Linked DNA regions of Homo sapiens: all the other regions are linked to region 2. The links are chromatin loops, found by intact Hi-C in ENCODE. Cell type or tissue: PC-3. All regions are shown on one strand. Each heading gives the region's core, and the rest is flanking DNA. Links, peaks and the distances in the headings are about the cores only.

Region 1 (8,506 bases), core at 2,262-4,761, 130 kb after region 2:
GTACATAGTAAATGCTCAGTAAATGCTAGTGATGGTCATGCTTTCATCCTGTCTTCCCATTCTTGATGACGAACTCTGCTCAAGTCTTTTCACTTTACACATTTCTCAATCACTTTCAGGAGTCTTGGCAGCATCATGGACTTCCCCTCACCTTCACGTTTCAGTGCCATCTGTTGCCTACTCCTGATGTTTGTTCTTCCATAGGGGGAGAGGCTAATTAAAGCACAAAGCTACCCTCTTAAATTTTTAAGTGAATAGTACAGCATGGCTAACTATAAGCACAATGTTGTACAGCAGACCTCTAGAACTTTTTCATCTTTCATGATTGATACTTTATACCCATTGAACAGGAACTCCCCATTTCCTCTTTCCCCCAGCTCCTGGCAACCACTATTCTACTTTCTATTCTGATGGTTACTTTAGATGCCTCATGTAAGTGGAATCATGTCATATTTGTCCTTTTGTGACTGGCTTACTTCATTTAGCAGAATGTTCTCAAGTTTCATTCATATTGTAGCATATTACAGGATCTCTTTTCCATTGATATATAGACCACATTTTCTTGATCCATTCATCCTTTAACATTTAGGTAGTTTCTGTCTCTTGGCAATTGTGAATAATGCTGCAATAAACATAGGAGTGAAAATATCTCTGAGACCCTGATTTCAGTTCTTTTGGAAAAATACCCAGAAGTGGGATTGCTGGATCATATGGCAGTTCTATTTTAAATATCTGATGAACCTCCATACTGTTTTCCATAGCAACTGCACCATTTTACATTCCCACCAACAGTGTATGGGGTTCCAATTTCTCTACATCCTCACCAACACTTGTTATTCTTTCTTTTTTTTTTAAATAATGGCCATGTTAACAGGTGTGAGGTACTATCTCATTATGGTTTTGATTTGCATTTCCCTGACAATAAGTGATATTGAGCATTTTTTCATATACCTATTGGCTATTTGTATGTCTTCTTTGAAGAAATGTCTATGTAAGTCCTTTGTCCATTTTTAAACATTGTTTTGTTGCTACTGAGTTGTAGGAGTTTCTTATATATTCTGGATATTAACTCCTATCAGATACATGGTTTGAAAATATTTTCTCCTATTCCATAGATTGCCTTGTTACTCTGTTGCTTCTCCTTATCCTTCTCCTTAAGACAGGTCCTCATTCTGTCAGCCATGCTGGAGTGTGGTGACACAATCATAGCTCACTGAAGCTGCAGCCTTGGACTCAAGTGATCCTCCTGAGTAGTTGGGACTACAGGCGTGTACCACCGTGCATGGCTAATTTTTAAAGTTTTTGTAAAGACAGGTCTCACTATGTTGCCCAGGCTGGTCTCGAATTCCTAGCCTCAAGTGATCCTCCTGCCTCAGCCTCCCAAAATGATGGGAATACAGGCACGATCCACTGTACCCGGCCTGTTACCTCTTTTTAAGTACTAAAAATACTGATGCCAAATACTGATGACTCATCTGGCATAGAAATAATTTTAGTCTTTGTTTTTTTTTTTGCTGAATTAATAAAATTCATTAAGCATTGTGTTGGCATGTTCTTATACATTATCTTACTATCTCTGTTCCTTTAGTTCTTTTCCATTACATGTTCCATTTCATTGTCCATCTGGCAGTGTCTATTCTTTAAATTTTTTTTTTTTAGCTTTTCTTAAGTATCAATGAGTTAATTTTAAAGGTAATAAACTGTAACTTGTTTTCTTCAAAACTGCTTTTAAATGTTGCTAATTTCTATTCCTGCACACTAACTGAACAAGGATGCTGGCAATGATAACTTAAGACAGAGAAATGACATGATTCTGAGCTGCATTTTAGAAAGATTACTTTGGCAGCCAGGCATTATACTGATTAGATGACAGAAAGACCAGAGAAGCAGAAAAGATAACTGATGGGTCTTCGGCTTAATACCGGGGTGACGAAATAATCTGTACAACAAACCCCCGTGACACAAGTTTACTTATGTAATGAACCTTCACACGCACCCCGGAACCTAAAATAAAAGTTAAAAAAAAAAAAAAAGAAGAAGATGGAAAGACCAGAGGAGGGAGGCAAGCTAATTAGCAATATTGAGAATGGAGAATATGGAAAGAATGTGAGAAACTCTGTGAGAGCTGAACCCTCAGGGTCTGGTCCTGACTGCATATAGGAGATAATGTAGATGGTGCTTCAATGCTGACTCCAAGATTTAAAGCTCAAGTGAGAGGAAAACTGAAGTACTATTTAGGAAGAGAGGAGTCGAAGCTGGTTTGGGTGAATGAATCAAGTATCCTCTCTGACCACAGCTCCTGCTGAAATATTCAACAGTCTTTGCCATCTCCAATACCGCAGAGTACAGAGTATCTACCATAAGCCAATGTACTGCTATTACTGTATTACCGATTGCTTTTTATATTAAGTTGTCTATGACATAGTTTCCTTATTACCACTACTTAAAGAGTTGTGAGGATTAAATAAGAATATGTTTAAAGCTCTAAGCACTGTGCCCACAAAGAGTAAGAACTCCAATAAATGTATGCTATCACTTTTACACCTTTTGAAGAGTGTCTCACTGTTAACATTTGTCTTAGTGTTTTAAAAAGTCCATTGCCTTCTATTAATGTGGGGATAAAAAAGGGGGAAGGCTTATTTTACTCTGAAAAAAATCTTACTTTGAATCTTTGAATAACTTCCATATTAAATTTCAGCTTTCTGACATTGGTCTTATGGGAAAACATTTGTTGAGAAAAATCTGCAGTCACTGCTGAGTGGAATTTTCAGAAAGAGAACAAAGATCTTTGGAGAACAGTTAAAAAAAAAAAAAAAAGAAAGGGAAAACCCAATTCTCCCAAAGGTTGCTGCTTTTTTATATGCTTCCTCACATTTAATACCTGAAAATGTAGAGAAAACATAAAACAGTAAAGGTTTTAAAATAGGAAATATTTGATAAAATATTTATAACTATGGCAATACAGTTGTTTTAAGTATTGTGCTCTTAGAGTGTTGGCTTTTAAGGTGATATACAACATTTATTTTTGGGAATATAAAAACTGGGTATTTTAATTCGTTGAAATTTAAGATAAAACATTTTAAAGTGAACTCTCATTGATGAAATAGCCTTTCGTTTGTGGCCTTAAAATGAAATCATCTAGTTCTGTAATTTTATGAGCATCTGGGGAAGTTATTTCACAACAAACCTTTTATATACTACAAGATTAAAAAACTTAGATCATTTTACTGAATTACAAAATTTTTTTGCAAAGTCTTATCTAAGTAAATTTATTGGCATTATGGTTACTTTAATAGACCTAGTCACTTTTGAGGAAAATAATAAGATTAATTGGGAAGTTTATTCTTTAATTTAGATCAAAACATCAAAATAGGTTAAGAGTGTGTTATTTTTCTTTACTGCACTCAAGGCATTTTAAAGTATTTCCAGTGAGATATCTTGCAGAGTTAGATGTCATGATGAGAGTTTTGTTCATGTTACTTCACAGTCTTCTCTGCAGAAGAGCTGGTTGGGGGTGAGGGGAACAACCTCATACAACTAAAACTTACAATCTACCCATATAATATTTACTATAGGAAGTTATGTGCATGCAACCTTATCCTTGGGTTTTGAATCTACTTAAGAAAATTTAATCTTACTTGTAGGGATGAAATAATGAACAATGAGGTAGAAAAGACTGATGGAAATATTCCCTTGTAAATGTGAGAGCCAGCCAGGCAATGATCAAGATGACTAAGCAACCTCAGGGATGTGTGACTCAGTAGGCTAATGTAAGAGCATTTAGCTTCATGACATGCATCTTAGTCATCATCATAAAGGATTCATTGTTTCAGAACAGTACGGGACTCATAAATGGTGTGAAGCACAGATTTGATAAAAATTAAATTTATTGCTTTGATAAAACCAAGTTAACTGTGGCAGGGCCAATTTCACATAAATTCTGCCAATGAATCAGACTATCATTTGTACATATGCCCTCCAACCTAGTGTCTATTAAAGTAGCTAATAACTAAACACAAAGCCTCTGAATGGCTTTTTATGTAATGAGATTTAGTAAAAGTTCTAAGGAAACCACCATATATTGAGAAATGAAGTTTTAATTAGCAATATATAATTTCTTCAAGTAGAAGAGTGTGGTTGTAACTTAAGACCAGGCAGGTTAGGGTCTCAATATTAATAATTTGTTGTTAATTTAACCCACGTAGCTACCATTCAAAGTCACTATGCTACAATTTGCCTTGTATATTTTAACTCCTCCTGGTTCCCTTTATATAATCCATCATAAGATTTATTACATTTATCCATAAAAATAAACTATTTCTTCCTTCCTTGTAATAGGCAGCAAACTTAGTTTCTATCTTTCTCTGCGGAATGAGAGAGCTTTCATTAAGATGATCAGAAAGAGTGGACATTTTCAGGTGGATAATTTTTAGCATAACTCCACATTAACCTAATGGTGATTAAATTTAAAAACATGAAGCCAAAAATAATTAAAACAATTTTTTTGAGACTGTTGCCCAGGCTGGAGTGTAGTGGCACGATCTTGGCTCACTGCAACCTCCACCTCCCAGGTTCAAGTGATTCTTAAGTCTCAGCCTCCTGAGTAGCTGGGACTATGGGCCCACGCCACCATGCCTGGCTAATTTTTGTATTTTTTTAAAGTAGAGATGGGGTTTTACCATGTTGCCCAGGGTGGTCTCGAACTCCTGACCTCAGGTGATCCCTCCACCTTGGCCTCCCAAAGTGCTGGGATTACAGGTGTGAGCCACCATGCCTAGCCTAATTTTAAAATTTTAAGTTAAAAACTTTATTAGTTAAATTAATTCAAATTAATATCTATCAAAGACATTAGGCTTTGGGACTAGAAAAGGCGCTTGTAGTAGGTTAGCTAGCTATATACTCTGTACTAGTACACAATCTTCTATGACTTTTATCATTAGTATTCAAGCTCTTGGATGGTTGACAGCTAGGAATCTGTTAAGTTGCTTTGGACAGTTGACTCACATGACCTCTCCCCCGTTGGGCCGGGTTTCTGGAAATATCAATTTTTGTAGAACAGTTGTTCAAAACAGCTGTCTTGAAGAGTGAAAAAAAAAAAGGACTTTTTAACTAATGAAGCAATGTTGATGTTAATATCCCACTTGGAGATGTTATCCCAACTTCTGCTTCAGCAGTCAAAAGACTACCATTATCATCAAACAACTGCAGTTACTATTAAGGCACCTGTTAAATTAATTATGCCTGTATTGTTAAATCATGTTCATGAATAACATGTAACCAGCTCTCAAACTACGCATTTTTGCACTTTTGTAAATAGACTGATGGACCTTGAGGCATAAAGCTTATCTTCAATTACAATGACATCCTCTAAACTAGTGGTTTTAAAAGTGTGATCTGCAAAATCACCTGCAAGGTTTAAGACACGGCTTGCCAGCCCCATTCTCAGAATTTCTGATTCAGTAGGTGTGGAATGGGGCTAAAGAATCTGCATTTCTGAAAACTTCCTAGATAATGCCACTCCTGCTGGTCCCAGGACCACACTGTGAGAGCCACTAAGCTCGCCTACTGCAATAGTCTCAGTGAGAGGCAGTATTGAAGGAGGTGAAAAGTAGTTGGATTTGGGAGCTCTTTGGAGGTGTAGAGCCAACAAAACTTGTTTTTAAACATTGTGATCCTAAAATAAAATAAAAGCGTCATCTGGGGATCCCTAGATTCTTGAGATATGTTCTTGGAGTTTGCAAAGTCAAAACTATATTTACAGTACTAAGAGGTTATTTGCCTTTTTCCACTCTCATTCTTTCACAAGTGTACAGTGGAATTTTCCACAGCTTACATAACTTTAACATGTAATGGGTCTATTATTTATAAAAAAATGAATAAATGAGTTATTTCAACAATCCCTATTATTATTTTAAAACATTATTTTAAACAAAGTATATTTAACATATTATTTTTAATTTCTAATATGATAATATCAATTTATCCCATATAAATATAAGCTCAATAATTTTTTAAAAATGAGACAGGGTCTCCTTCTATCACCCAGACTGGAGTGCAGTGGAGCAATAATGGCTCATGGCTCACTGTAGCTTTGGCCTCACAGGCTCAAGTGATCCTCCCACCTCTGCCTCCTGAGTAGCTAGGACTACCACCATGCATGGCTAATTTTTAAATTTTTTTGTAGAGACAGGGTTGTTGCCTAGGCTATGTTGCCTATGTTGCCTAGGCTGGTCTTGAACTTCTGGCTCAAGTAAGCCTCCCACCTTGGCCTTCTAAGGTGCTGGGATTACAGGGACAGCCATAGCCGCCTGTGTAATTTTTTTATGAGTATAAAAGGCTCCCGGGACCAAAAAGTTTGAGAAACACTGCTCTTAACAGAATAGTACAAGATTCTGCCTATATGAAGTTCCCAATCAATGCATGGCTTGTCACCTCAAATGTTCTTTGGACATACATCCAGAGGATATTATTTCAGACACTCTCTACACTTGAAATCAGTCAGTCAATAAACTTAGTTATCTACTGGGTATACTACAGTGTATATAAGCATTAACTACCATCTCTAGGATCATTTAAAACCAGAATTGTGATTAAAAAACTATTTCAGAATAAAATACCTAGGAATACAGTTAACCAGGTAGGTGAATTATCTCTATCAGGAGAACTTCAAAACACTGCTCAAAGAAATCAGAGATGACACAAACAAATAAAAAAAATTTCATGCTCATGAATAGGAAGAATCAATGTCGTTAAAATGGCCATACTGCCAAAAGTAATTGGTAAGATTCAATGTTATTCTTATCAAACTGCCAATGACACTCTTTACAAAACCAGAAAAAATTATTTTAAAATTCATATGGAACCAAAAAGAGAGCCCAAATAGCCAAGGTAATCCTAAGCAAAAAGAACAATGCTGGAAGCACCACACTACCTGATTTCAAACTATACTACAGGACTGCAATAACCAAAACAGCATGGTACTGGTACAAACAGACGCATAGACCAACCGAACATAATAGAGAACCAGGAAATAAGACTGCAAACCTACAACTACCTGGTCTTCAATAAAACTGACAAAAACAAGCAATAGGGAAAGGACTCCCTATTTAATAAGTGGTGCTGGGATAACTGGCTAGCCATATGCAAAGACTGAAACTGGATCCCTTCCTTACACCACATAAGAAAATTCACTCAAGATGAATTAAAGACTTAAATGTAAAACCCCAAACTATAAAAACCTGGAAGACAACCCAGGCAATACCATTCTGGATAAAGAAATAGGCAAAGATTTAAAGATTTCATGATGAAGCCACCAAAAGCAATTCCAACAAAAGCAAAAATTGACAAACAGGATCCAATTAAACTAAAGAGCTTCTGCACAGCAAAAGACACTATCAACAGAGTCAACAGACAACCTACAGAATGGGAGAAAATTTTGCAAACGATGTCTCTGACAAAAGTCTAATACCCAGCATCTACAAGGAACTTTAAGTTAAGAAATTTAATTAATTAAATTTAAATTAATTTGTTAAGAAAAAACAGATAACCCTATTAAAAAAAATGGACAAAGGACATGAGCAGTCACTTTTCAAAAGAAGACAAACATGCAGCCAACCAGCTTATGAAGAAGAGCTCAATGGCAGAACACACAGACACAGGGAGGGGAACATCACATACTGGGGCCTGTTGGGGGATGGGGGGGGCAAGGGTGGGAACAGCATTAGGATAAATACCTAATCCATGCGGGGCTTAAAACCTAGATGACGGGTAGATAGGTGCAGCAAACCACCATGGCACATGTATACCTATGTAACAAACCTGCATGTTCTGCACATGTATCCCAGAACTTAAAGCAAAATTAAAAAAAAAAAAAAAGAAAAAGAGCTCAGTGTCATTGATCTTTAGAGAAATGCAAATCAAAAGCACAGTGAGATACCGTCTCATAACAGTCTGAAAGGCTGTTAATAAAATGCCAAAATATAACAGATGTTGGCGAAGCTGTGGAGAAAAAGGAACACTTATACACAGTTGGTGGGAGTGTTTTCCACAATCAGTTCAACCACTGTGGAAAACAGTGTGGCAATTCCTCAAAGATCTAAAAATAGAACGGCCATTCAATCCAGTGAAATCACTGGGTATATTCGAAGGAATATAAATTGTTATCATAAAGACACATGCACACATATGTTGACTGCAGCACTGTTCACAACAGCAAAGACATGGAATCAACTTCAATGTCCATTGATGGTAGACTGGATAAACAAAATGTGGTACATACACACCATGGAATACCATGAAGCCGTAAAAAAGAACGAGATCATGTCCTTTGCAGGAACATGGATGAGGCTGGAGGCTGTTATCCTTGGTGAACTAATGCAGGAACAGAAAACCAAATGCCGCATGTTCTCACTTGTAAGTGGGAGCTAAATGATGAGAACGCATGGACACATAAAAGGGAATGACAAACACTGGGGCCTACTGGTGGGAGGAGGTAGGAGGAGGGAAA
Region 2 (6,061 bases), core at 3,535-6,034:
CTGCTCGTTTCTGGACTATTTCCATTTTAAGACTGATGCTGGTATGCCAGTTGTATCTCAACTGTTAAAAGTTCATCCTATAAGCTTTCAATAAAACAGATTCCAGTCGTTTTACTGAGTATTCAGGGTCATCCACAGTCTATTCCTAATTACTCTCTATACCTGTTTTATTATTCCCCTGTGAGAATCCTCCACTTTGGCCAAATGGATGTGCTCACTGCCTCTCGGATCTCCCGTCAATCCTCCCGCATCCTCACTCTCTGCCTCTCGGATCTCCCGTAAATCCTCCTGCATCCTCACTCTTGGTCATGCTGCTCCATGTGTGGAAGAGCTTTTCTTCCCCCATGACTTGCCTCACTTCTCATTCTCTAGGAACTATCTCCATCCTCCTGCCTCTAAGAAGCTTCTCACAGTTCACTGCTACCTCATCTTAAGTATGCTTAACATAAGTCAACTTATTCCATTATTTCTTTTTATGTATACTATTTGCATGTAATAAATTCTCAATGAGCATTTTCTTCTGCTTCTTTTTTTTTTTTTTTTTTTTTTTTTTTTTGAGATGGAGTCTTGCTCCGTTGCCCTGGCTGGAGTGCAGTGGCCCAATCTTGGCTCACTGCAACCTCCACCTCCCGGGTTCAGACAATTCTCCTGCCTCAGCCTCCTAAGTAGCTGGGATTAAAGGCATGCACCACCATGCCTGGCTAATTTTTGTATTTTTAGTAGAGATGGGGTTCACCATGTTGGCCAGGCTGGTCTTGAACTCCTGACCTCAAGTGATCCACCTGCCTCGGCCCTCACTGCACCAGAGTTCGGTGAATGTTTTCTGAGCTGAGCAGAAGCCTTCCATTGATAATAGTGCTAACTCCTTGAGACAGTCTCATCAAATAGGAGCCCAGGACATGTTTGTCATTGATCACGATGCCAGGGCCCCTTCTCCCTCCCCAGGTGGGGGAAATAAACACGAGAGGACACTGAGCCCAGGACAAGAAAGAAATCTAGAGTTTAATCTAATAAAGTTAAATTCATAGAATCAAAGAATAAAATGGTGGTTACCAGAAACTAGGAGATGGGGGGGGGGGATTGGAGAGATGTTGGTCAAAGACACAAAATTCACTTAGAAAGAAGAAATAAGTTCAAGAGATCTACGGTACTAGTTACTAACTAGTACACTAAATCTACTCTATAGTTAACTATAGTCATAGTGATAGTTAATAACAATATATACTTGAAAACTGTTGTGAAAGTACATTTTAAGCATTTTCACCAGAAGAAAAAAGTGTGTAAGGTAATGCACACATTAAGTAGCTTGATTTAGCCATTCCACAATGTATACATATACAGCTTGAGTATCCCTCATCTGAAAATCTGATTTCAGAAATGCTCCACAATCTGAACCTTTTTGAGCACCAACATGACACTCAAAGGAAATACTCATTGCAGCATTTTGGATTTCACATTTTTGGATTAGAAATGCTCAACCAGTAAGTATAATGCAAATACTTCAAAATGCAAAAAATAAAATCCCAACAGAAGTGTTTCAGATAAGCGATATATAACTAAGCATTTCAGATAAGGGATATACAGCCTGCATCAAAACATCATGTTGTACACCATAAATACTGTTCCTTTTTATGGTTAGATATGTTTAGCTACACAAATACCACTGTGTTACAACTGTTTACAGTAACTCAGTGCAGTTAATACGCTGTACAGGTTTGTAGCCTAGGAGCACCAGGCTATACTATACAGCCTAGGTGTGTAGTAGGCTATACCATCTAGGATTGTGTAAGTGCACTCTATGATGTTTACAAATGACAAAATCACCTAAGGACACAATTCTTGGAATGCATTTCTCTGAACATCTCCCCTTTGTTAAGTGATACATAACTGCATATACCATTTTTACTTGTCAATTAAAAAAATAAATATTTGGCTGGGTGCAGTAACTCACACCTATAATCCCAGCACTTTTGGAGGCCGAGGTGGGAGGACTGCTTGAGGCCAGAAATCTGAGACCAGCCTGGGCAACATGGTGAGACTGTCTCTACAAAAAACTAAAAAATTAGCCAGGTGTGGTGGTGGTGTGAGCCTGTAGTCTTAGCTACTAGGAAGGCTGAGATGGGAGGATGAGATGGGAGGATCGCTTGAGCCCAGGGGTTCCAGGCTTTGGTGAGCTATGATCAGGCCACTGCACTCCAGCCTGGGTGATGGAGTGAGACCTTGCCTCTAAAAAAAGACAAAAACAAAAACAAAAAACAAATACAAATAAACAAAAAATTCAGAGTTTAAACTACTCAGCCTTATTCAATAACTCCATCCCCACTTTTAAATTCTCCACCCACCCTTTCATATTCTGGATCTGTTTCCCTTCAACATTTCTATTTTCACTTGAAAGGATCAAGCATACCTGACATGCTGTTTTGTAATCAGTCTAAAATCCAATATACATTTGGTTCTTAAGACCCAGACTGTAAGGCCTTCAATGGTAAGAAGCGAATCATTTACTTGCTAGAAGAGTACCTAAGACAACGCTTTTCACACAGTAGGCATGTCATATTTAACTACATCAGAGATCAACTTACTGCACCAGGACACTTGGCTGCCCCCTCAGCTGGACAGGATTCGGATGTCAGCTCAAGCTTAGCACCTGCCACAGCAGGCTCAGGGTTTACTCAGCAGTTATCTAGCCTATCACCTTTGCATCTCTGGAGGTCATTAGAGTCTATGGTTTCCCACAGGAGGATGAAAAGCTGGAAGGGACCATCCCTTAATCCTGATGAGAGCCATTTATGTAATGGTATAGTTTGCAATTAAAACACTGACTCTAATATGGAATAAGTTTAAATACGGAACAGAATCCAAGGCGTTTTCTCAGATGCAACATCTATAAATTTCCTGGACAAAGTATCCAGTGGAGGAAAGAGTAGGATAAGAAAGTTTTGGATGTACATTACAGATGAACTGATTTTTCCAAAGATAAGGAAAGAGAAGAAATTAAAAGGAGATACACATGAAACAAATCCATAATATGTTAAATACTTCCAAAATCCAATTTGTAATCTTCCTCTTCTCTCTTTTCTTTCTCATGCAGTTAATGAAATCACAATTCTCCCAAATGTCCGTCTTACAACTCTGGAGTTATCTTTAACTGTTCTATCCTTATTTCCTACATCTAATCAGGCTTCATATCCAAAATACCTCTTGCACATAGCCCTTTTTTGTTCTATGCTGAAAGCTACTGCCCTTGGGTTAGGACCTCATTATGCCTCATATGTTCCATTACGATGGCTTCCTAACTGATCTCCTGGCTCCTTTGTCAAATCTGCTGTTCACATACTGCCAGAGTGATTGTTTTTAAAGCATAACTCTGCCATCAATTCCTTATTTAAAATTTTTAAAGCCTCCCCAGATTCCTTTAGAATTAAGTCCAGATTCTTCTAACTTGGTCCTTTTCCATTTCCACATACCTTTCCAATTTTATTTTCCGTAGTCCCCTTACATTTTACTAGACAGCTTGCATATTTCTCCAAACCTGTCATTCCTCTTTGGCCTTTCATCTATGTTACTTCCTCTCCCTAAATACAAAACATTTTTCCTCTTCGAATTTCAAAGTCTGTCCTAGTCTAACTCAACGGACGCCTGTATCAGAGCACTCAGGATTCTCCGCTTTTTAAGGCATTTATCTTTGTTTCATCTCTTCCCTGCCACATTATAGACCCTTTGAGGGCACAGGTTATAGTGTATTAATTAAAAAAATCAGAACCACTCATAGTTCCTAGTATAGTGTTCTGCTAATAACATAGCCTAAATAAATCTTTGTTGAATTCATTAAGCCTCTAAGTGTGGAAAAAAATGAAACAGTCCAAAGATGAAAATGTCTTCACTGGTAAGGGAGAACAAATACCTGGAATCTATGGCTACGGAGCCTCTACTGGCACATGACAGGTACTTTGCAGCTATCTAAAGGTTATCAGTGGCTCAAGAGTTCCTGCCTCTTTCAGTGGACTTGGTTTGTTCTGGAATATTACTCTGGACACATCTTATCTTGAGAATCTAGGCCCAACCTTCCTCCTCCTTGCTTCCCCAGCAGAATGAAGGGAGAGAGCATGAAGCCAAATTTCTTTGGTAGCTTATATGGGGAAGGCAAGAGCCACTTCGCACCCTGTAAGAGCAACTCTCTGATTCTGACCCAGCCTTGAGTCTGAGTCTGTGGAAAAAAATCTTACTTAAGGGATACAGCTAAAGATCCAGTAAGTCTCTGACTGAGCTGTAGTTTGAAATCTTAGAAGAAACCTAATTTCTTCCTAATTAAACTACCCTCAGCTGCTCTGGCCTAGGCATAATTCTTCAGGAGGTTGGTTTTCTTGAAGGAAAGTACATGTGCTTGTGGATGTAATTACCGACATTTGCGTCCAGTTTACTAATAGTGGAGGCTAACTGGAATGACTGCCTCTGTCTCTTGCTTCAAGTAAATGCTCAAGCTCCACTAGATGGCACTGCAGAGTCACCAGTGATGAGCTTTTTCTACTACAGAGGTCCATCATCAGCAGCCACTGTTATGCACAGGTGATAGAGGTCACAGCAACCAACAGGAGCCTGACGTACTTTATGATGGTGGTGTGATCATCATCTCCTTTAACTTATTTCCCATTCACCAGGAATTTGTGGATGTTGGTAAGTGTCAAAAGGAATTTATTACTACAGGGTAATAATCTTGATCCCCCAAATAGCATCCCAGAGTCAGCAGGGATCTTCACTGGCATTTGCCTCCTTTGAATTCAAGAAAAATATTAGTTGTGCAGGCTTACAAAAGAATTGATAAAGTCAGAACACAATCCCCGGAAGATGAACATTTATTGAGTATATATTTTTAAAAAATCAAAGTTTGGAGACTACTGATCTGAATGAGAATTTAGAATATGTTAATTTCATTTAAATCCCTCAAGTCATAAGGAAATAGAGAGTATCAGAGTTAAAAACATTACACTGAATACAAGAGGGGAGGAGATAGCCTTTCATTTTCCAACCAACTGGATTAATATCTGTTCTTAGCATCTCCTGGGATCCATTGCTGGAAATCATGAGTTCACCAGGTAATTATGGAAACTGGCCAGCCAGCTCTAGCATTCCAAGACTAACCTTGTGCAAGCAGAAAGTCCACGGTTCCTAGATGGCCTTCGGAAGCAGCCATCATCAGGGGAGTGCGGCCCTGCTTGTCTGCCATGTTGACATCAGCTCCATGGGTGAGTAAAAGATCAACAATCTGCAAGTGCAGAGAAACAGGGACCAATTAGCCCAAAGAAGAGCTGCTGAGAAGACACGTGCACACTATCTCTTACTCTGTAGGAATTCCTACTGCTGTACGAGTCACCCATGTATCTTTCCACTTCCCCCATAAGTACCTGTATAGTCCTAGTACCATGTGATTTAATCTCTCTCAGGGACAGTCAAATGAGAAGGATTCAACTCTCAATGTCTGACTCAGCTACTAAGTAAAAAAGAACTTAACAAAGGCCAAGATGTAGGATTAAACAATCCCATAGCGGAAGTTCCAACATAAATCACTCCTTTATTGCCCTCTAGTGGTTGCAAATCTGCCTGTAGTTAATACTTGCAACTGAACTGAACATAATCAAGTGACTCTGGTAACTCTTTAGGGCTGTTTGGCTTCTACAGCCTTTTTTCTATTGAAATACTTCTGAAGATTATTATCAGTGTGCTTTCCTTTCCATCCTAAGTGTATAAATTAACATTTATCCAGAATCCAAACATCTAAAAGGATTGTGTTGTTAGAATTTGCATTCACTGTATTTTCTTTTAGTAAGTCTCAGACATCTGCAAGTAAGTGATTAGCAGAAGTCCGCTGAGAAATGAACCTTCCAAGGAGTCTTTGGATGCTGTGAAATGTGAGAAGGAGGTCACTCTATCACCAGGACATAAGTAGTTAGTCCTTCTATACAATCTGTATCAAGTGATGGTTTTGAATGTTAACTGTCGTATTCTCAATTAACCAGAATACTCATAACAAAGGTCCAAGTCCTCAAACCTGATCACTGCTGGG
Region 3 (8,506 bases), core at 2,262-4,761, 320 kb after region 2:
GAAAAGATAGAATGAAATAAAGTGGTTAAAAAAAAAACAAACCTAGAATTCTATACCCTGCAGAATCATCCTTCAAAAGTGAAGGAGAAATAAAGACTTTCCCAAACAAAAACAGAAAATTTGTTGCCAGAAGACCTGCCTTGCAAGAAATGTTAAAAGTTCTTCAGAGAAATAAAATGATATAGGTCAGAAAGTCTGATCTACATAAAGAAAGGATAAGCCTTAGAGAATGAATACGTGAAGATAAAGACTTTTTAAAAAATTCTTAATTGTTCTAACACATAAGTTGTTCAAAATAATAATAGCAACAATATATTTGATTATGTATGCTTGTGTGTGCTATGTGTATATGTATAATATACATATACACACACACATACAGACACACATGTGCATGTATGCTTGTGTGTGTGTGAGTAAAATAAATGACAACAATGATATAAGGGATGCCAGGGAGGAATTAGGGATATTTTGTTATTACACAGTATCTGTACTACCTGTGAAATAGTACAGTATTATTTGAAAGTGAACTTAAATTTATGTAAATATATATTGCAAATTTTAGGCAGCCACTAAAAAAGGTGAAAAAAGAAGTGATATAAGAAAGGAAAGAAAATGGAATTATATAAAATTTTGAATTAAAACAACAAATGGCAGAAAAGAGTAGAAGACGAATAGAAACTGTGAAGGGCAACAAACAGAAAATAGTAACAAGTATGGCAGATAATAATCCAACTATATCAATAATCACTTCAAAGGTCAATAATCTAAATATACCAATTAAAAGTCAGAGATTGTAACAATGGGTCAAAAAAACAGACCCAACTAATGTGTTACTTACAAAAAACTAACTTTAAAGGAGTCAATTCCCCAACAAGACTTAACAGTCTTGACTGATGAGTATGTAACAAGAGAGAATCAAAACATGAGGCAAAAATGGATAGAACTACACGGATAAATAGAGGAATATACTATTACACTTGAGACTTTGACAGCCTTCTATCAGAAATGGACAGATCCAGCAGGCAGAAAATCAGTAAGGACACAGTTGAACTCAACAGCACCATCCATCAACTGGTTATAATGGACACCTATGGACTACTTCACATTACAACAGCAGAATACACATTCTTTTCAAGCGCACATGGAATGTTCATTACAAGTGAACACATTCTGGGCAATAAAGTACACCTTAACAAACTCAAAAGAATAGAAATCATACAATGGTTGCTCTAAGACCACAACAGAATTAAACTAGAAATCAATAACAGAAAGATAGCTGAAAAATCCCAAAATACTTGGATAGTAAACACACATTTAAATAACACACAGTTCAAAGAAGAAATCTCAAAAGAAATTTTAAAATATTTTGAACTAAATAAAAATACAACTTTTCAAAATCTGCGGGATGCAGTGATAGACTGAAATTTATAGTGCTTAATATATATTAGAAAAGAAAGATCTAAAATCAATAATCTAAGCATCTATCTTAGGAAACTAGAAAAAGAAGAGCAAATTAAATTCAAAGCAAGCAGAAGAAAAGAAATAATAAAAACTAGAGCAGAAATCAATGAAATTGGAAATGGGAATCAATAGAGAAAAATCAACAAAACCAAGTCCTGGTTCTTTGAAAAGAAAAAAAATTGAAAAGATCAATAAAATTGAGGAGCTTCTAGCCAGGCTAAAAAAGAGAGAGAGAGAAAGAGACACAAATTACTAATCCCAGAAATGAAAGAGGGGTATCACCACAGATTTCATGAACATTAAAAGGATAATACAGGAATATTATAAGCAATTCTACACCCACAATTTGATGACCTAGATAAAATGACCAATTCCTTGAAAAACACAATCTGGCAAAATTCTTACAAGAAAAAATAGACAATCTGAATAGGCCTATAACTATTAAATAAATTTAATCAGTAACTGGTAACCTTCCAAAACAGAAAGCACCAGGCCCAGATGGGTTCACTGGTAAATTCTACTAAACATTTATGGAAGAAATTACACATATTCTCTACAATCTTTTTCAAAAGGTAGAAGCAGAAGGACTACTTCCTAACTTATTCTATAAGGTCAGCATTATCCTAATATGAAAACCAGACAGATACAACAAGAACACTACAGAAATTTCTCTCATGAACGTACGTGCAAAAATTCTCAATAAAATATTTACAAATCAAATCCAAAAATGTATAAAAGGAATTACACACCATGACTAAGTGGTATTTATACCAGGTATGCCAGACTAGCTCAACACTTGAAAATCAATTAACAAAATCAATCACATGAACAGGCTAAAGAAGAAAAATCACATGATCATATCCATATGATCAGATCCATAAAAAGCATTTGACAATATCCAAAAGCCGTCTGAAGACTGAAAACAAATATTATCAGGCAGACTGGGGAAGGAGCACAGAACTTAAAGTTCTGAAGTGGTACTGAGTTTACTATGTTTTTTCCTTGCATTTTACCTGGCTTGGAGAGCTCAAAACTCAGAGAAGTATCTACTGGGTAAGATCAGAAAAAACTCCAAGAGAATCCCTCCCTTTCTGGTCTGAGGACCAGAAAAAGGGGCCCTTATGGCTCCAAGAGACTGGAGGAAATCTCCCCCTTTTTTTCCCTTTCCCCCTTTTCTTCCATCCCAGTTCCCAGGCGGATATGGTAGTGGTGACTGGGCAAGCACCTGAAGTCTGAGAGAAGGGAATCTTTTTCTCTTATCCCAGGAGTTGTGGTCCCAAGGGTGTGAAGTACATCCTCATTGCTGTTGCTTTTTTCTCTGTCTGTTCTCTCATCACTTGGTCTGGATGAAGACACAGCTACAGGAAGTGACTGGCAGAGTAGTTATGTCATGGCTCTGCATGACACGTAGATGACAACAGCACAGCAGCCCCATTCAGGGGTGGTCCTGAAGGAGTGGTGAAGTGAAGAAGTGAAGCCCTCCCTGTGGCAGAAATTTGAGCAGGGCCTGATTGTCCATTTTGATTGTAAGGAGAGATAACAGAGGTACTGTTCTATACTGACTCATGGACAGTGTTTAATGGTTTTACTGGATATTCAGAGACTTGGAACAATTAGAAAACTGATTACAAAGATATCTGGTGTCAAAGAATTTGGCTGTATCTCTTTGAAAGGGAACACACATGAAGTAATCTATGCCCCATGTGAATACCTGACAAAGAGCAAACACAGCAGAGAAGGGGCTGCTTAACCTGGTAAACAAGATGGCCTGTTCTGGGGACTCAGTCAGTCTCAGCCAATGAAAATGGCCTAACCAGCCACTCTACCCTACCCTCATTAACAAAGGGATGGAGTTTATACATGGACTTAGCAAAATGAACTTCCACTCATCAATACTAATCTAAGGCCACAGCTGAATGATCACCCTACAGTCCATACATGTGCCGGGGGACAGGTAGGTACATATGCCAATATATGGTACCATTCATAGGACGATCAGAAAATTACCTCTCTGCTCATTTCTAGCTCCTTGTGATTTCCCCTTCCTTCTTAATAAATCAACTATAAATTTAAAATAAATTTTGTTACATTATTTACCACTTCTGTGTTTATAGTGTGAAGGTTTTCAGGTTTGTCTTATTCTGCCCCCTTGTGGGAACTAGCTCTTCAAACTTTCACTAGGAAAAAAACATTAAAACCAACTGCTCTTCATATGAAACAAAACAAAAAATGTATCAACTCTATAATAATTTTCCCCAGGCTTTACCAATAGATACCTTCCTAATAATTTCTTATCCAACTGTTTATGACCCTTCAAAAAGACTTACAAAGTTTTTTTATAACTTTTATCTCTTACCAGAAAAATTCACATAAGAATATTTTAAAATAAAATCTTTCTAGATGTTCATACCTTTTCTGAACTTCTTTTTTTTGAGATGGAGTCTCGCTCTGTCGCCCAGGCTGGAGTGTAGTGGCAAGACCTTGGCTCACTGCAAGCTCCGCCTCCCGGGTTCATGCCATTCTCCTGCCTCAGCCTCCCAAGTAGCTGGGACTACAGGCGCCCGCCACCACGCCCAGCTAACTTTTTTTTTTTGTATTTTTAGTAGAGACGGGGTTTCACAATGTTAGCCAGGATGGTCTTGATCTCCTGATCTCGTGATCCACCCGCCTTGGGCCTCCCAAAGTGCTGGGATTACAGGCATGAGGCACCGTGCCCGGCCTTCCAAACTTTTTAGTTGTCATGCTTTTATTCCTTTTCTATCATAAAGGTGAATAAGCAAGGAGCGGCTTCTACAAGGCTTCTAGTGTTAATTGGGCCAATTATCATAAGCTAAATAGTCTATTTAATATGTTCTGATACAAAATGTGCTTGGGGCTACGTATTCCAAGAGCTTAAGATTATAAATTAATTATCATAATCACTTTGCAAATCTGAACACTCATATATGCGGAAACAGTGGAATACATAATGGGTTACTTAGACTATCAACCAATATACAGATTTTAAGAAATTAAGAATTTAAGTATGTTCCTGGAGGGATGGCCATGCTATACTGTTAATTGAGAGAGAAGGGGAGAACTAAAACTGCATTTTATTTTTCAAAAACCTTCAAACTGGTTTATATATGCATACGCATCCTTGCATATGCCAGTATGAGCTCAGAGGAAAACATGGAAAGATACAAACTGAATGTAGGTATTTGTTACTTTAGGAGAGTGGAACAGGAAGAAGCCTTAACATATCCTTTTTAAATGTCTACATTGTTTGGTATAAATTAACTTTTTAAAAAATTAATGAAACTATAACAATACATTCTAAGACATATCCCTAACATTCTAAATAATAATGAATTATTGGCCTCAAGTTGGGGCTACGTATTCCAAAAGGCATCTCAAGTTTAATTTTATAAAAATAGTGTTTTAATTTAAAAAATCTACAACAAATTAAATTTCTGAAGAAATACAGAACAAGCAATAAAGATATTTCAGAGGGATTTATCATTTAAGCTCAGATCTTCCAAATATTATCCAACCACCAACAAACAAATATATACTTTATATATCAGAATGAAAAGGTTCTAAATACATGCTACCAACAATACTGATTTGAAACTTGGGATGTAGATAACTATAAAGCCAGAATATAATATAAAATTAATATTTCCTGTAGGAAAATAATAGTACTTTCACAACACTATTCTGATAATTAAATGAGGATTATGCACCTAGTTTACAACCTGGCACATAAACAGAACGGTCTTATTCATTAGTAATGCTACTATACTAGATATATTCTTATACTGAGATAAAGAAATAATACACTGAATATTGAAATAATTTCCTTGTCACTCTACGTAATTAACCACAGTTGGTTCAATAAAGAAATCACTGTAACTTTCCAGACTGAAGAATAATTTGTGTGTTTCAAGAGCATAAACATCTCATTTCTACTAAATATTTTACATATTTGCAAGGAAAGAGGATCAGAATATAGTATATTTGACAATTTAATATACTAGTTCTATTGACACACCAGCATGTATTAATCAAATAAAGTTGGCTACAAATAATGGAAATCATGCAAAGCCACATCGTCCGCATTTTCCCATCTTCCAGCATGAGCTGGTTTCGTGGACATCATTACACCAGTACACATCTTGTACACCAGAACTCAATGCCTGCATAATGCTATTTTTGCAAAAGAAAATAAAAACTGGGTTTCAATCATATCATGCTGGTTCATCTACCCACTTAATGTCTAGAACCAAGTAAGTTGCTTACATATATATGATCACTAATGAAAAAAATCATTTAATGCAGAAAATGGAGCCAGTAAAACAAACAAAAAAACCAACTCTGATAAAGTAACTCAAGATTTCTGAAATACAGAATCCGAATTCCAGGAATTGTAGTTTCCTTCATCAAACTTGATAACCTAAATACAAGGCACTAGCACTGTTCTGTATGCAAAGACCCTGCTATTAATAAACTCTTACATTACTAGGAAAAATGGAGACCCAATAGACAAATAAGACAAAATATAGTAAGTAATATAGTGCAATTATATATAATACGCTATTGGAAAGTAGAAAATAACCACCTAACCTGCGGCAGTCATACTGGGGTTAAACTAACACAATCAGTTTTACAGTCACATTTCAAGAGCCTGTCTCCCATCTCCTACATATAATAAGCAGAAGACATTGGAGGTCTCTGCCCCTAAACTGGAACAGTGAGTATGAGCATGTTTGAGTCAAAATCCACTGTACCAGAGAGACAGATCAGAGACCAAGGAACTTGTTAACACAAAGGAAAGAAAAGGACCCTCATGCACAGAGGGTAAGACATTGGCACAGTCCAACAGACAACATATATTTCTGCTGCTACTGGAGAAGAAACATGAAATAGAAACTGTATCCACAATCAGGCAGGGCAGATTATCAGGCAGTATGCACCTATATGGGGATCAGCTGTCTACAGCTAGCGTTTGTTCTGAATGAACTAGCATCTGTCCTGGTAGGTTGATGTTCATGCATACTAATTTTAAAATATTTTGAGTGCTATCTATATTGTAATAAAACAGAAGGTTAAGATGAAGTAAGCACACTATGCCTTAACTGAATGTAACTAAAACCCCTGAATATAACTGAAAATCCTGGAAAGAATGATGAACCAGCAATCTGAGACTCAGAAAAGAAAACAATAGTGGGCAAACTGTGGAAGAAAACTAGAACTTAAAGTACAACCAGTTCAGCAATGAGTTTCCAGCTGTTTTTTATGTACCCCAAACCCCAAGCCTGAATCCAAATCCTGGAGCTACACACCAGGAACAAACACAAAGAGATACAAAATAAGTCTTCTCTTTCTGGTTAGAAAGTGGGAATGGAGGGCCTCTATATGGGACTGCGTGAATGGGGGAAATCCCCTGGCTTTTTCTTCTTTTACCTTTCTCATCCAGCCCTGTTCCTAAGCAAGCCCATCTCACAACCAGCAGCTATAGCTGAAGAGACACATAAATCTCTGAGGAAGAGGAATTTTTCTTATCAGAGGACCAGTGGTACAAGGAATGTGACAGAACTGCAAGGAGAAATAGACAAATCCACAGTTATAGCCTGAGATTTCAATATTCCTTGCTGTTCAACAAGTAGAAAGAAAATCGGCAAGAAGATAGAAGACTTAAATAACACTATCAATCAACGTGATCAGGTTGACATTTATAGAACCTTCCACCCTAAAACAGCATAATACACTTTCTTTTAAAGCGCACACAGAACAGTTATTAAAATAGATCATTTCCTGGGCCATAAAACAAGTCTTAACAAATTTAAAATGATTCAACCTACAGAAAGTTTGTCCTCTGATCACAATGAAATTTAAGTAAGAATCAATAAGAGAAAGATATCTGAAAAACTTCCAAATGTTTGGAAACTACATCAACATACTTCTAAATAACACATGGGTCAAAGAAAAAATCAAAAGGGTATTTTTGAACTAAATGAAAATACTACTTATCAGAATCTATGTAACTAACTAAAGCAGTAAACAGAAATTTATAACACTAAATTCCTATATTAGAAGAGAAAGCTTTCATATCAATGACCCCAGATTCTACCTTAAGAAACAAGAAAAAGATAAAATTAAACCCAAAGCAGGCAGAAGAAAGAAAATAATAAAGGACAAAGTATAAATCAATGACATAGAAGACAGGAAAGCAATACAGAAACCAAATACAAAACTGATTCTCTGAGATGTATAAAACTGACAAATCTTTGTCCAAAATGATCAGGACAGTGAGAAAGAATACCCAAATTACCAGTATCAGAAATGAGAATGCTTACATCACTACAGATTATGCAGATATTAAAATGTTTCTCAAGAAGAAACACATAATTTTAATAGTCCTATATTTATTAAATAACTTGAATTCACATTTAAAAACCTTCCAGCAAATAAAATTCCAAGCCCAATTAGCTTCTGAGAAATTGTATCAAACAGTTAAGGATGAAATAATATCAATTCTACACGATGTAGCTTAGGAAACTGAAGAGGAGGAAACTGAAGTTGAAACTTCCAACTTATTCTATGAGGCCAGCATTATTCTGATATTAAAACCAGATAAAGACATTAGAAAACAAGAAAATGAAAAGTCAATATTCCATGTGAATATAGATGCAAAAATAATTTAAATTCTTAGCAAATCAAATACACCAACCATACAAAAACAAAGTCACAGGTCAGACTTGCCCTCCTTTAGAGCATTGTTTCCTATCATAATAGTCCAAATCAAATAAATAATGAAGCTATTTGTACCACATAATTAAGTAAACTGATCACGTTTTCTACTGGAGGTGACTGGCTTGGACATCAACTACTCTGGATTCTGCTAAAGAACTGACGACATTATTCTAACATCTCCTTTCTTACACATTATTTATCTTCCCTGTAGTTCAGAACTTTCTTTTGCTTACTATTTTATGTATTTATCACCATTTCAACCTTGAGACTCTCATCAGTTGTCTAAAACTTTTCTAAAGACAATTAA

The links. A loop is a pair of places that touch in the nucleus more often than their neighbours do. Peaks named below come from ENCODE experiments on the same cell type or tissue, not always from the same donor. Only the 100,000 strongest peaks of a DNase experiment are listed, where the experiment ranks them.
Region 1: it touches region 2 in a loop (5-fold over the local background); 6 of 110 quality-filtered maps call a loop at or near these places.
Region 3: it touches region 2 in a loop (9-fold over the local background); 71 of 110 quality-filtered maps call a loop at or near these places.

The regions. Positions count from the first base shown.
Region 1 is chr17:63,270,806-63,279,311 of GRCh38, reverse strand. All of the region lies in intron 9 of TANC2 (tetratricopeptide repeat, ankyrin repeat and coiled-coil containing 2), which reads right to left. Among named protein-coding and RNA genes, the nearest start is that of CYB561, 170 kb to the left of the region's middle. In PC-3, for the core only: no CTCF peak of the experiment used is centred there; a DNase peak (open chromatin) is centred at 3,771; H3K4me3 peaks cover 543 bases; H3K27ac peaks cover 2,500 bases.
Region 2 is chr17:63,405,356-63,411,416 of GRCh38, reverse strand. TANC2 (tetratricopeptide repeat, ankyrin repeat and coiled-coil containing 2) reads right to left here. Exons shown (of 28, transcript NM_001394998.1): 21 at 5,140-5,263. The region is part of intron 2 of LOC105371856 (a long non-coding RNA gene); the gene reads left to right. Among named protein-coding and RNA genes, the nearest start is that of CYB561, 38 kb to the left of the region's middle. In PC-3, for the core only: CTCF peaks have their summits at 4,289, 4,490 (motif pointing right), 5,387 and 5,589 (motif pointing left); DNase peaks (open chromatin) are centred at 4,496 and 5,446; H3K27ac peaks cover 556 bases.
Region 3 is chr17:63,077,561-63,086,066 of GRCh38, reverse strand. The region is part of intron 3 of TANC2 (tetratricopeptide repeat, ankyrin repeat and coiled-coil containing 2); the gene reads right to left. Among named protein-coding and RNA genes, the nearest start is that of TANC2, 120 kb to the right of the region's middle. In PC-3, for the core only: CTCF peaks have their summits at 3,406 and 3,611 (motif pointing left); no DNase peak of the experiment used is centred there.